Regions from separate parts of the Homo sapiens genome. Here region 1 is linked to region 2. A link is a contact called in ENCODE Hi-C or POLR2A ChIA-PET data. All regions are on one chromosome and are shown on one strand. The core of a region is the stretch at or near the end of the contact, and the rest is flanking DNA. Distances in the headings are between cores, read along the strand shown.

Region 1 (5,192 bases), core at 306-2,805, 230 kb before region 2:
TACAGTGGGGCCATCTCGGCTCACTGCAACCTCCGCCTCCCAGATTGAAGCAATTCTCCTGCCTCAGCCTCCCAAGTAGCTGGGATTACAGGCGTGCACCACCATATCCAGCTAATTTTTAGTAGAGACGGGGTTTCACCATGTTGGTCAGGCTGGTCTCAAACTCCTGAGCTCTTGATCCGCCCGCCTTGGCCTCCCAAAGTGCTGGGATTACAGGCGTGAGCCACTGTGCCCGGTATAATTTTTGTATTTTTAGTAGAGACAGGGTTTCTCCACGTTGGTCAGGCTGGTCTTGAGCTCCTGACCTCGTGATCTGCCTGCCTCGGCCTCCCAAAATGCTGGGATTACAGGCATGAGCCACTGCGCCCAGCCCATCCTAGGTATTTTTAAGAGCTGTAAGTTTTATTCGTTTTCAAGAAAACTGGGCCTCAAAAGGAAAAATAACAGAGGCCCAGATGCTGACCCTCTGGTGGAAAATGCCATGGCTCGTTGAACCCCTTTCTCACAATGGAAACTGGAATCCATGTGGCAGAAGATGGATGGCTGCGAAAGATGATTTAGACAATGTTCAGGAGTCCAGCAGCTCCAAGGTATTGCAGTGCCCACAGACACTCACGGTGTAGCTTGACTCTGCTACACCTCAGTCATGTCCTCAGTCATTCCTTCATGAATAAGGTGACCAGTCACCACAGGAAGGGCATGTCCTGTGAGTGGCCTTCTGAAGGGACAGGATGTGACTGGAGCCACAGAGGAGGTTGTGGTTGGGGTACAAGGAGATGGCTCAGCCACCAAGCTGGGGATGCTCACACACGCAGGGTCTCAGCATGGCAGGCAGGGGCTGCTGTCAACAGGGTCCCCATCTGCATGCAGCCCCGGTCTCTTCCAATGACTAGAAGCTCCCAGGGCTGTCCTGTTCTTCCCTTCTGTCAGATTTCACTTTCTGGTTGTAATTTGGGAAGGGCTTGTCCACACATTATCTGATTCTGTCTTTTTTTTTTTTTAGACAGAGTCTCGCTGTGTCACCCAGGCTGGAGTGCAGTGGTACCATCGGGGTTCACTGCAGCCTCCACCTCCCAGGTTCAAGTGATTCTCCCGCCTCAGCCTCCTGAGTATCTGGGACTACAGGTGTCTGCCACCACGCCCAGCTAATTTTTGTATTTTTAGTAGAGACGAGCTTTCACCATGTTGGCCAGGCTGGTCTCAAACGCCTGGCCTCAGGCAATCCACCCACCTCGGCCTCCCAAAGTGCTGAGATTACAGGCGTGAGCCACCACTCACATCCGATTTCATCACTTACTTGAGACCCTGATAAAGTTTAAGGTGTGTGTGTGTGTGTGTGTGTGTGTGTGTGTGTGTGTGCTTACAACAGTAGAGACTTTTTTTTTTTTTTTAGGGGAACTGGCCCATATGGATGACTCATCTCTAGGTGTTTCACACTCTAAGCTTATGAAATGCTTCTCCAATCAGCTAAGAACCAATGGCCCAGAACTTTATCAACTTCTGATAGGAGTTTGCAGCCCACAAAACCCAGCTCAGCACACTCCCTGCAGAGAAAACATCTGCACCTGGGCTTCTTGGCCCAGAAAAAGGTGATGTAGCCACTTCAGAGTAAAGTGTAGCCATTGTTCCTCCTCCCCCTCTGTCATCGTCAGGATGGACCGCCTGCTGGGGGCCCTTACTGGGATATTGTTTCTCTGATTTATCTTTTAGCTTCAAGTAAAATAGCAATAAGCGATGCTAATCACAAGCATTTTCCTGAAATTCAGTCCATGCCTTAATGCTGAAACCACGCTGGTAAATTAACTCGCACTGGCACTAAAATGATTCATGTCATTACTTCTAAAGAGTGAGACAATGAAAGTTACCAAAAACAGTGTGATCTCCAGCAATAAAGGGATGTGGGGTGCTTTTTTATTTTATATATATAAATAATGATTTAAATAGAGATGGGGTTTCACCATTTTCCCAGGCTTGTCTCAAACTCCTGGACTCAAGTAATCCACCCTCCTCAGTCTCCCAGAGTGTTGGGATTACAGTCATAAGCCACAACGCCCAGGCGTGGAGTGCTTTTCAATCTCTAGTCCAGCTTCATGGGTGAGCACTTGGACGTGCATAAGATAGACAGGGTGACACCGTCACCCCCTTCTCAAAGGTGGCTCTTTGGACAAGAACATAATTCCCTCTGAGAAGCCTTGGCCATTGCTACACTGGAGTCCTGCCAAAAACACACCAGCTGTCTTTTTCCTTTTCTCTCACTTGGGCACCAGAATTGGATCATCGTGTGATCCAAAAAGAGCAGGGATATGTTACTGCTGGATTCACTTCAAAGAAACATAAGACACAGAGCGAGAAATCCAGATTCACCCAAGAACTATAATAAAATGCTCAATAATGGAATATCTCCCTGGAGAGGGAGATTGAGTAATGGTTACTCTTGAAGCAGTTTTACCCCTGGAAGAAAAGCTGAGTGGGATCGTGGTCTTTGCAAGTAACCATCTCAGTTGAAGTCTTCCAGGGGGTGGCAGGTACCTGACTCTAATTGTTTCTGGCCCCCACCCTTCCTCCACCCTGTGCCTACCCCGTCCCCTCATCCTCAGGTCCTGGGTCAGCCCCACCCCCTGCAGCAGCCACTCCAGATCCTGTGCTGAGTGAACTCCCATAGAACTGTCGGTTAGACAAGCTAGATCAGGCATGGGCCCACACAACCTTCAAGCTCTACACGGTCTGTCCAGTATGATCCAGAAGGTTCTCATGGGCAGAGTCATCCAGGCAGAGGGAGGCTCTATCTGTCATACACTCCTACAGCCACTGCAGCATGGGGAAGAAACAGGACAAAACGCACGCTGGCTCTTAGAGCTTTGTATTCGTCTGTTCTCATGCTGCTATTAACAAAATGCCCGAGACTGGGTAATTTATAGAGGACAGAGGTTTAATTGACTCACAGTTCCACATGGCTGGGGAGGCCTCAGGAAACTTACAATCATGGTGGAAGCTGAAGGGGAAGCAGGCAACTTCTCCACAAGGTGGCAGGAGGGAGAAAAGCGTGGGGGGCGGGGGAGGGGAACTGCCATCATAAAACCATCAGATCTCGTGAGAACTCCCTCACTACCATGAGAACAGCATGGGGGACACAGCCCCCACGATCCAATCACCTCCCACCAGGTCCCTCCCCTGACACCTGGGGATTACGATTCGAGATGAGATTTGGGTGGGGATACAGAGCCAAATCATAGCAAGCTTCCACCCAAGTGACAGACGTCACTTGCACTCAGATTGCATTGGTCAAAGTAAGTCAAATGGCCACCCCAACCATAAAGGGGATGGGGGAGTACGATTCTATGAAAACTTAGAAAGAGAAGAGCCCCAGCTGGGCACAGTGGCTCATGCCTGTAATCCCCAGCAGGCTTTGAGAGGCCGAGGCAGGAGGATCACTCGAGGGGAGGAGTTCAAGACCAGCCTGGGCAACAAAGCGAGACCTCGTCTCTACAAAATAAAAAAATTAGCTGGGAGGCCGAGGCAGGCAGATCACATGGTCAGGAGATCGAGACCATCCTGGCTAACATGGTGAAACCCCGTCTCTACTAAAAATAAAAAAAATTAGCCAGGGGTGGTGGCACATGCCTGTAGTCCCAGCTACTCGGGAGGCTGAGGCAGGAGAATCGCTAGAACCCGGGAGGTGGAGGTTGCAGTGAGCCGAGATCGAGCCACTGCACTCCAGCCTGGGTGACACAGCAAGACTCCATCTCAAAAAAAAAAAAAAAAATTGAGCTGCATGGGGTGGCACATGGCTGTAGTCTTACCTTTCTATTCAGTAGGCTGAAGTACGAGAATCACTTGAGCCCAGGGGTTTGAGGCTGCCCTGAGCCACGATTGTACCATTGTACTTGAGCCTGGGTGGCAGAGCAAGACACTGCCAAAAAAAAGAAAAAAAAAAGGGCCATGACAATTTGTTAAAGAATTCTGATGACTACGACAGGGTCCATGCCATCACACGCGGTGCTGTCAGTTTAGGAACGACAGCACCCAAACGTCATCACCAGGGAGGGAGCTCTCCAGGCTGGAGGAAGACGGGGCCTGCTTGGCCAGCCGGGTGGTTGAATGGACGCTGGATTCAAAGGAATGGCTGACAAAAAGTAGAAACAATCCAAATGTCTATGAACTGATGAATACATAGACAAAGTGTAGCATATCTGTACAATGGAATATCACTCAACAAGAAAACGCAATGCTGACACATGCTATCACATGGATGAACATTGAAACATTACGCTGAGTGAAATTAGTCAGTCACAAAACAGTACATATTGCCGGGCGTGGTGGCTCACCCCTGTAATCCCAGCACTTTGGGAGGCTGACGCAGGCGGATCACGAGGTCAGGAGATTGAGACCTTCCTGGCTAACACAGTGAAACCCCGTCTCTACTAAAAAAAATACAAAAAAATTAGCCGGGCGTGGTGGCGGGTGCCAGTAGTCCCAGCTACTCGGGAGGCTGAGGCAGGAGAATGGCATAAACCCAGAAGGCAGAACTTGCGGTGAGCCAAGATCGCGCCATGCACTCCAGCCTGGGTGACAGAGCGAGACTCTGTCTCAAAAAAAAAAAAAAAAAAGACTACATATTATATAATTCCATTTATACCACATGTCCAGAGTATGCAGATCTACAGAGGCAGAAAATAGGTTAGCGGTTGCATAAAGCTAGTGTGGTGGGTGGGGGGTGAGGTTATAGAGAGTCACTGTTAAAGGATACCGGGGTTTCTCTTGGGGATAATAAAAATCTAAACTTTTTGTTATGACAGTTGCGCAACTCTGTGAACATGCTGAAGGCCACCGAGTTTTGTGCTTTAAATGGTGAAGTTTCTGGTGCGTGAATGATATCTCAAAGATGTTTAGAAGTCAATTAACTTAAAGTTATCACCAATCGTAAAAGGAGAAATTGCTTGTGATCATCTTCTCTAATTACCAATTTCCATGTTCTCTATAATATATATGGGCCATGAATTGAAAGATTATTCCAACTTTTTCTTGAAAAACCAAAGAAAATGCAGAGTTTGTGCAGAGGTAATATGTCGGTAAGAAGATAGATTAGCATCCGCTGAGTGGAAAGCAATTAGGTATATATATCAATAATCCGAAATGTTAATGCAACTTTGTGTCTATTATATTTTAAATTCCCTACAATGTAAATATGCTGT
Region 2 (5,443 bases), core at 2,188-4,687:
GCACCCGGCCTATTTCTTGGTTTAGAATGAGATGCTTAGGATGTGATGAAACAGATTATTAATACTGCTTAGGATGGATGAAACATATTATTAATATTATTAATACTGCTAAAGTGTTGCTGTCTTGTCGGGGTCATCTCTGATTTAGTTTGAGATGGTTTTATGGAATAGAAAAAGCTTTTGTTGCATTTGAAAGATTACAGGGCTACAATGGATAAAGCAATATGATACATGTTATAAAGCAAATGAAAATTATACCAAAAGAGTATTACACCTTTGGCTAGCTTAGATAGTATGTATATCTGGTTAACTATATAATTTGACTTAGCTTACTACGATGATTTTATACCACACAAAAATGCATGCAGTAACATGAATTCTTTTTTTTTTTTTTTTTGAGACAGTCTAGTTTTGTTGCTCAGGCTGGAGTGCACAGGTGCAAACATGGCTGACTGCAACCTCGACCTCCCAGGCTCAAGCAATCCTCCCATCCCAGCCTCCCAAGTAGTTAGAACCACAGGCACATGCCACCACACCCAGCTAATTTTTGTATTTTTTGTAGAGACAGGGTCTGGGCATCTTGTCCAGGTCATCTTGAACTCTTGGGCTCAAGCGATCCTCCTGCCTCAGCCTCCCTAAGTGCTGAGATTACAGGTGTGAGCCACTGTTCCCAGCCATGAATTTTTTAAACGCCTGAGTAAAGTTGAGCATAGCCTTCAGTAGCAGAATTCTGAAGTGGTTGACTTTGTTTAACTGTGGGCTGGCAAAACTAATGTTGAGACTCTTTTAGCTCAGTAAAGACTCTTATGTTACTGGCATAAAAGCCTGAAATAGTGAGCTAATTACTGTGCTGGGAAACTAAATATGTCACTTTCAGAGGAAGTAATGTCTCTGCCTACAGAATGTCCAAAACGTAGACTAGTGAGTAGCATTTAGTTAAATGAAATATGGCCCAGTTAAATGTCACACTGCAATGTTAAACAGAGTACCACATGTAAACAAGGAGATTACTTGGTTAGATGGTGACTTTCAAAGTGTTAGGAGGGGATCAGCAGTCCGATTTTTATGGTGTGACACTCTCACATTCAGCCAATTTCTGCCAAAGTGGGGCAAGGAGGGATCCCACAGATGTCACAGGTAAGATAACTCTCAGATGACCGTCAGTATTTGGGAACACATTTTGCAGGCAGCTCATGCGTTTTTCTCCTTTTCTGTCATGACTTGCCCTGTGGTGGCTCTACTGATGGTCAGTGTGGGAGGCAGGGAAGGAACATTTCAAACCAGTAAGTCTGATCATAGCAATTCCTACTTTCTTGAGAACTATGTGCCAAGCATTGAGCTAAGTATTTCATGCTCATCGTCTCATTTAATCCTCACTCACGAGGAAGATGTATGGTGTCACTGCACCTGTAAGATGTGCTTGCAAAAACAGAGTTAGGGAGGTTGAGAAATTTGCTCAAGATTACACAACTGAGGCAGGAGAATGGGGAACATGAGGCGTGAGAGAGCAAAGGGAATAAAAATCACTGGGAACCGGTAACCCCCCTCACCCCCGAGAGTGGCCAGGGAGAGAGAGGCTGCCTGAGGGAAGGAAGCTCGGCAGGACCCGCTGCAGACCCAGGGCCAAGGGAAGTCCCGCGGGAGGAAACGCGGGCGCGGTGGGGCTGGCTCCAGGCACGCGGGCCAAGGGCGGGAGGGTCGGACACGAAGCCACAAGGCTCCTTTCCTTCCTCCTCCTTCCCGTCTGCCTTCTTCTGCTTCTGCGGCCTGATCTCCGAGTCCCTCTGCCTGCAGGCGGCGGCAGAACGTCCGCATCTGTCCGCATCTCAGCGCTGTCCCCCAACCGAGTCGCGCCGCGTTTTCCTCTTCTGTCGGGAGAGCTCGTGCTGGGAACCGCGGGGCAGGAGGACGGCCCAAGCTACTCTCGATGTCCTTCCCCAGCCCACGCCTGCCCCAGCCACAGTTCCCCTGGTTTTCCTGAGGTTCTCCAGCTGCTCAATGATGGGCAGGTTCATCTACAGCCTGGAGCAGCCGCCTCCTCCTCCTCCTCCTCCTCCTCCTCCTCCTCCAGAAACACCCCTTTTTCCTTCTCCTCATTCTTCCTTCTCATTCTTTCTCCTCCTCACTCTTCCTTCTCCTCATTCTTCCGTCTCATTCTTTCTCCTCCTCATTCTTCCTTCTCCTCTTCCTCTTCCCCTTCTCTTTCTGTTCTTTTCTTCTTCCTCCTCCTCCTCCTTTTCTCTTTATTTTTCTCCTCCTCCTCCTCTTCTCCCTCTTCTTTCTCCTTATACTCCTCCTCTCCTCTTACTGTACTTTTTTTTCCTTCTGCTTTCTCTGCCCTCCTCTTCCTCTTCTTCTTCTTCTTCTTCTTTTTTTTTTTTTTTTTGTGGCTGGAGTGCAGTGGCGCAATCTCGGCTCACTGCAACCTCTACTTCCCAGGTTCAAGCGATTCTCCTGCCTCAGCCTCAGTAGCTGGGATTAAAGGGGTCCACCGCCACCATTCCCTGCTAATTTTTGTAATTTTAGTAGAGACAGGTTTTTGCCATGTTGGACAGTCTAGTGTCAAACTCCTGACCTCAGATGATCCATCCACCTCGGCCTCCCAAGTGTTGGGATTACAGGCATGAGTCACCGCGCCTGGTCTCTTTCTCCTTTTTTTTTTTTTAAAGAAAAATTGAAATCATGGTTTTCTAAAAATCCCTCCTAGCTCTCAGCTTCACCGAACCACGTCCTGGTCATTGACTTGCCGTGTGACTGCTGTGCTTCCCCTGTTTCCATTTCCCTCCATTTCTCCCTCCTTCCTCCCTCTGTCACCCATGCCCGGAGGAGCACGATAAGGGACCAGGCCGACCTGGGTTCCAACCCTGCCTGCTCCCTGTCCTGTTGACGCTCTAATTCCACTTGCAGCCCCACTTTCCTCATTTGCATAGTGTTCTCCCAGTAACAACAGCAGTCATACCAAGTTCTAGGGTTCTTTCGAGGATAGTGTGTATTCACCGCAGTGCATCTCTGATGCCTGGCACATCGGCTGTGCTCAAGTAATGGCAGCTATTGCATTACAGTGACTATGGAGTTAGGGGACCGCATATGGCAAAATGCTGATCACTGTTTTGAATTTGGTTTCATTCCTCTAATCTCAAATCCAGTGTTTTAAGGACATGCTAAATGCTTTGTCCTGGAGAGCTATCTTAAGGGACAAAATCGTTTTCCCAGCGTCATCTGTGACACATCCTGACAGTAGAGAGCTGCTTCCAAGAAGCAATTTGAAGTGCCATTATCAGGCAGGGACGGGGGCTCTAGGGGATTTCGGGGTCAGCAGATATGAAATGAATGATTTCATAGGGCTGTCACAGAGCTGTGGTGGGAATTTCCCATGAGACCCCGCCCCTGGCTGAGTCACCGCACTCCTGTGTTTGACCTGAAGTCCTCTCGAGCTGCAGAAGCCTGAAGACCAAGGAGTGGAAAGTTCTCCGGCAGCCCTGAGATCTCAAGGTCTGTCCATCTGGGGGAGTGGGTGGGGGCACTGAGAAGGGGTGAGATTGGAACTTTTGCTCCCTTTGCCCATTTCTAGACTTTTTCTCCTAATATGTAATAACTTCTCTTCAATAGCCCTTTAAATAAACATCAATAACTTAGCCTGAAGAGTTTTTCACTCCTTAGTTTTGTTACCATACAAACTTCACATCTCAAAACATGTCTCTGTTTAAGAAAATGTGTTAGTGAGTTGAACAGGGAGGTCTTTCCACATGTTAGTAGTTAGGTGTTCAGCTAAAGGGGGAAGAGTGATTATGTGATAGCTTCTTCTTGAACTGAATTGTCTGATGCCCCTGACAGATTCTCTTTGTAAGGAGTTTATTTCAGGGGCAATAAGTAATTGGCATTATTGCTGGTTGGTACTGCAAAGTACCTATGAAAGTCCCCAAAAGTTCTTGCTATTGTTATTTCTGCATTTTGGCAGAACATGATGGAAAATGCACCCTCAAACTTTGGCAAACCGGCACAAAGCTGTGTGTTTAATCACGCCTGCCTTGTCCTAGTGGTTTCTATGAATCTGCTACTTTTCCGTAATATTGCATCATTAATTGTTCCTGAAAAACCCTGAGTTATCCTCTTATAGAATTGTATAAGTAATGATTGCAATATAGATAATTTTGAAAGGAGAAACCACCTTTCCTTGGAAATGTTTATCTTTTGCAGAGTGACATTTGTGAGACCAGCTAATTTGATTAAAATTCTCTTGGAATCAGCTTTGCTAGTATCATACCTGTGCCAGATTTCATCATGGGAAACAGCTGTTACAACATAGTAGCCACTCTGTTGCTGGTCCTCAACTTTGAGAGGACAAGATCATTGCAGGATCCTTGTAGTAACTGCCCAGCTGGTGAGTACCCAGTTATCATGTGCATTTGATCTGCTCTGTTGGAAGTATGGTTCAGTTAGTCTAGTAGTCAGGGCTAACGAGCTCCCTTTTAAGGAAAGGAAAATGAAAATTCATTCATTTACAAATGTTTATTGGATGCTACAACCTAGCTGTGTGAACACAGCAAAGTCATTCAACCTCTTGTGCCTTGACTTTCTCATCTGGGGATAATAAGAGAACCTGTTTTATAGGATGGCTGGGAGGATCAAATGAAGGGCTTAGAACAGTGCATGGCACAAGGCAAGACTTCAATAAATGTTAGTTTTGTGTGTAGGGCTTTGTGCTCCGACTGGGGGCATAGCAGCGAGTAAGCGCGTAGTAAAGGGCTTAACAGAGTGGGGACGGTCAGTCGCATTTAAATTTTAGTGTAGGACATTGATGTCCTCCTGGATCCAGTCATATTCATCTCCTACATCAATCAAGATAATCATTTTGTTTTATTCAATAGATAAAGTATTTTCTTTCTGTTGATTTATTTGTTACAATATCTGGTTTTTTTGTTTTTTTTGTGTGTGTATGTTTTTTTTTTTTTTTTTGAGACACAGTCTCACTCTGTCGCCCAGGCTGGAGTGCAGTGGCACGATCTCAGCTCACTGCAACCTTGGCCTCCCAGGTTCAAGCAATTCTCCTGCCTCAGCCTCCCGAGTAGCTGGGATTACAGGTGTGCACCACTGCGCCTGGCTAATTTTTGTATTTTTAGTAGAGACAGGATTTCACCATGTTGGCCAAGCTGGTCTTGAACTGCTGACCTCAGGTGATCTGCCCGCTTCGGCCTCCCAAAGTGCTGTGATTACAGGCGTGAGCCACTGCACCTGGCCTGTATTTTGTTATTTCTAATTCTGTGATTACACAAAGAATAATCTTGCAAATGTATTGTTTTAGGAAGTCAATCAAACTAATGTCCACCACTGTGGCATCTAGAAAACTCATCATTCTTTTATAATCTTATTTTATTGTAAACTTCGGAATGCCTTGGGTGACGATTGCCCATTGTCAAACGTGTACCACTATTGTCTGCCTTTC

The links. A loop is a pair of places that touch in the nucleus more often than their neighbours do. ChIA-PET counts read pairs that join two places held with the same protein, here RNA polymerase II (POLR2A). Pooled maps may share reads with other maps.
Region 1: a pooled map shows a loop between it and region 2 (2.5-fold over the local background). The contact joins the enhancer-like site here to the promoter of TNFRSF9 in region 2. A Hi-C loop is called at or near these places in 6 of 50 pooled maps. POLR2A ChIA-PET finds 5 or more read pairs at or near these places in 2 of 52 experiments (H1 and OCI-LY7).

The regions. Positions count from the first base shown.
Region 1 is chr1:8,163,679-8,168,870 of GRCh38, reverse strand. No RefSeq gene overlaps it. Among named protein-coding and RNA genes, the nearest start is that of LINC01714, 42 kb to the left of the region's middle. RefSeq lists enhancers at 1,249-1,922, 2,868-3,162. Within about 2 kb of position 1,555, at least 4 of the 41 ENCODE cell types and tissues checked have a DNase peak (open chromatin) inside an H3K27ac peak, as active enhancers do.
Region 2 is chr1:7,938,833-7,944,275 of GRCh38, reverse strand. TNFRSF9 (TNF receptor superfamily member 9) reads left to right here and starts at 3,437. Exons shown (of 8, transcript NM_001561.6): 1 at 3,437-3,492; 2 at 4,198-4,381. The coding sequence starts at 4,282. RefSeq lists a silencer at 1,594-1,733.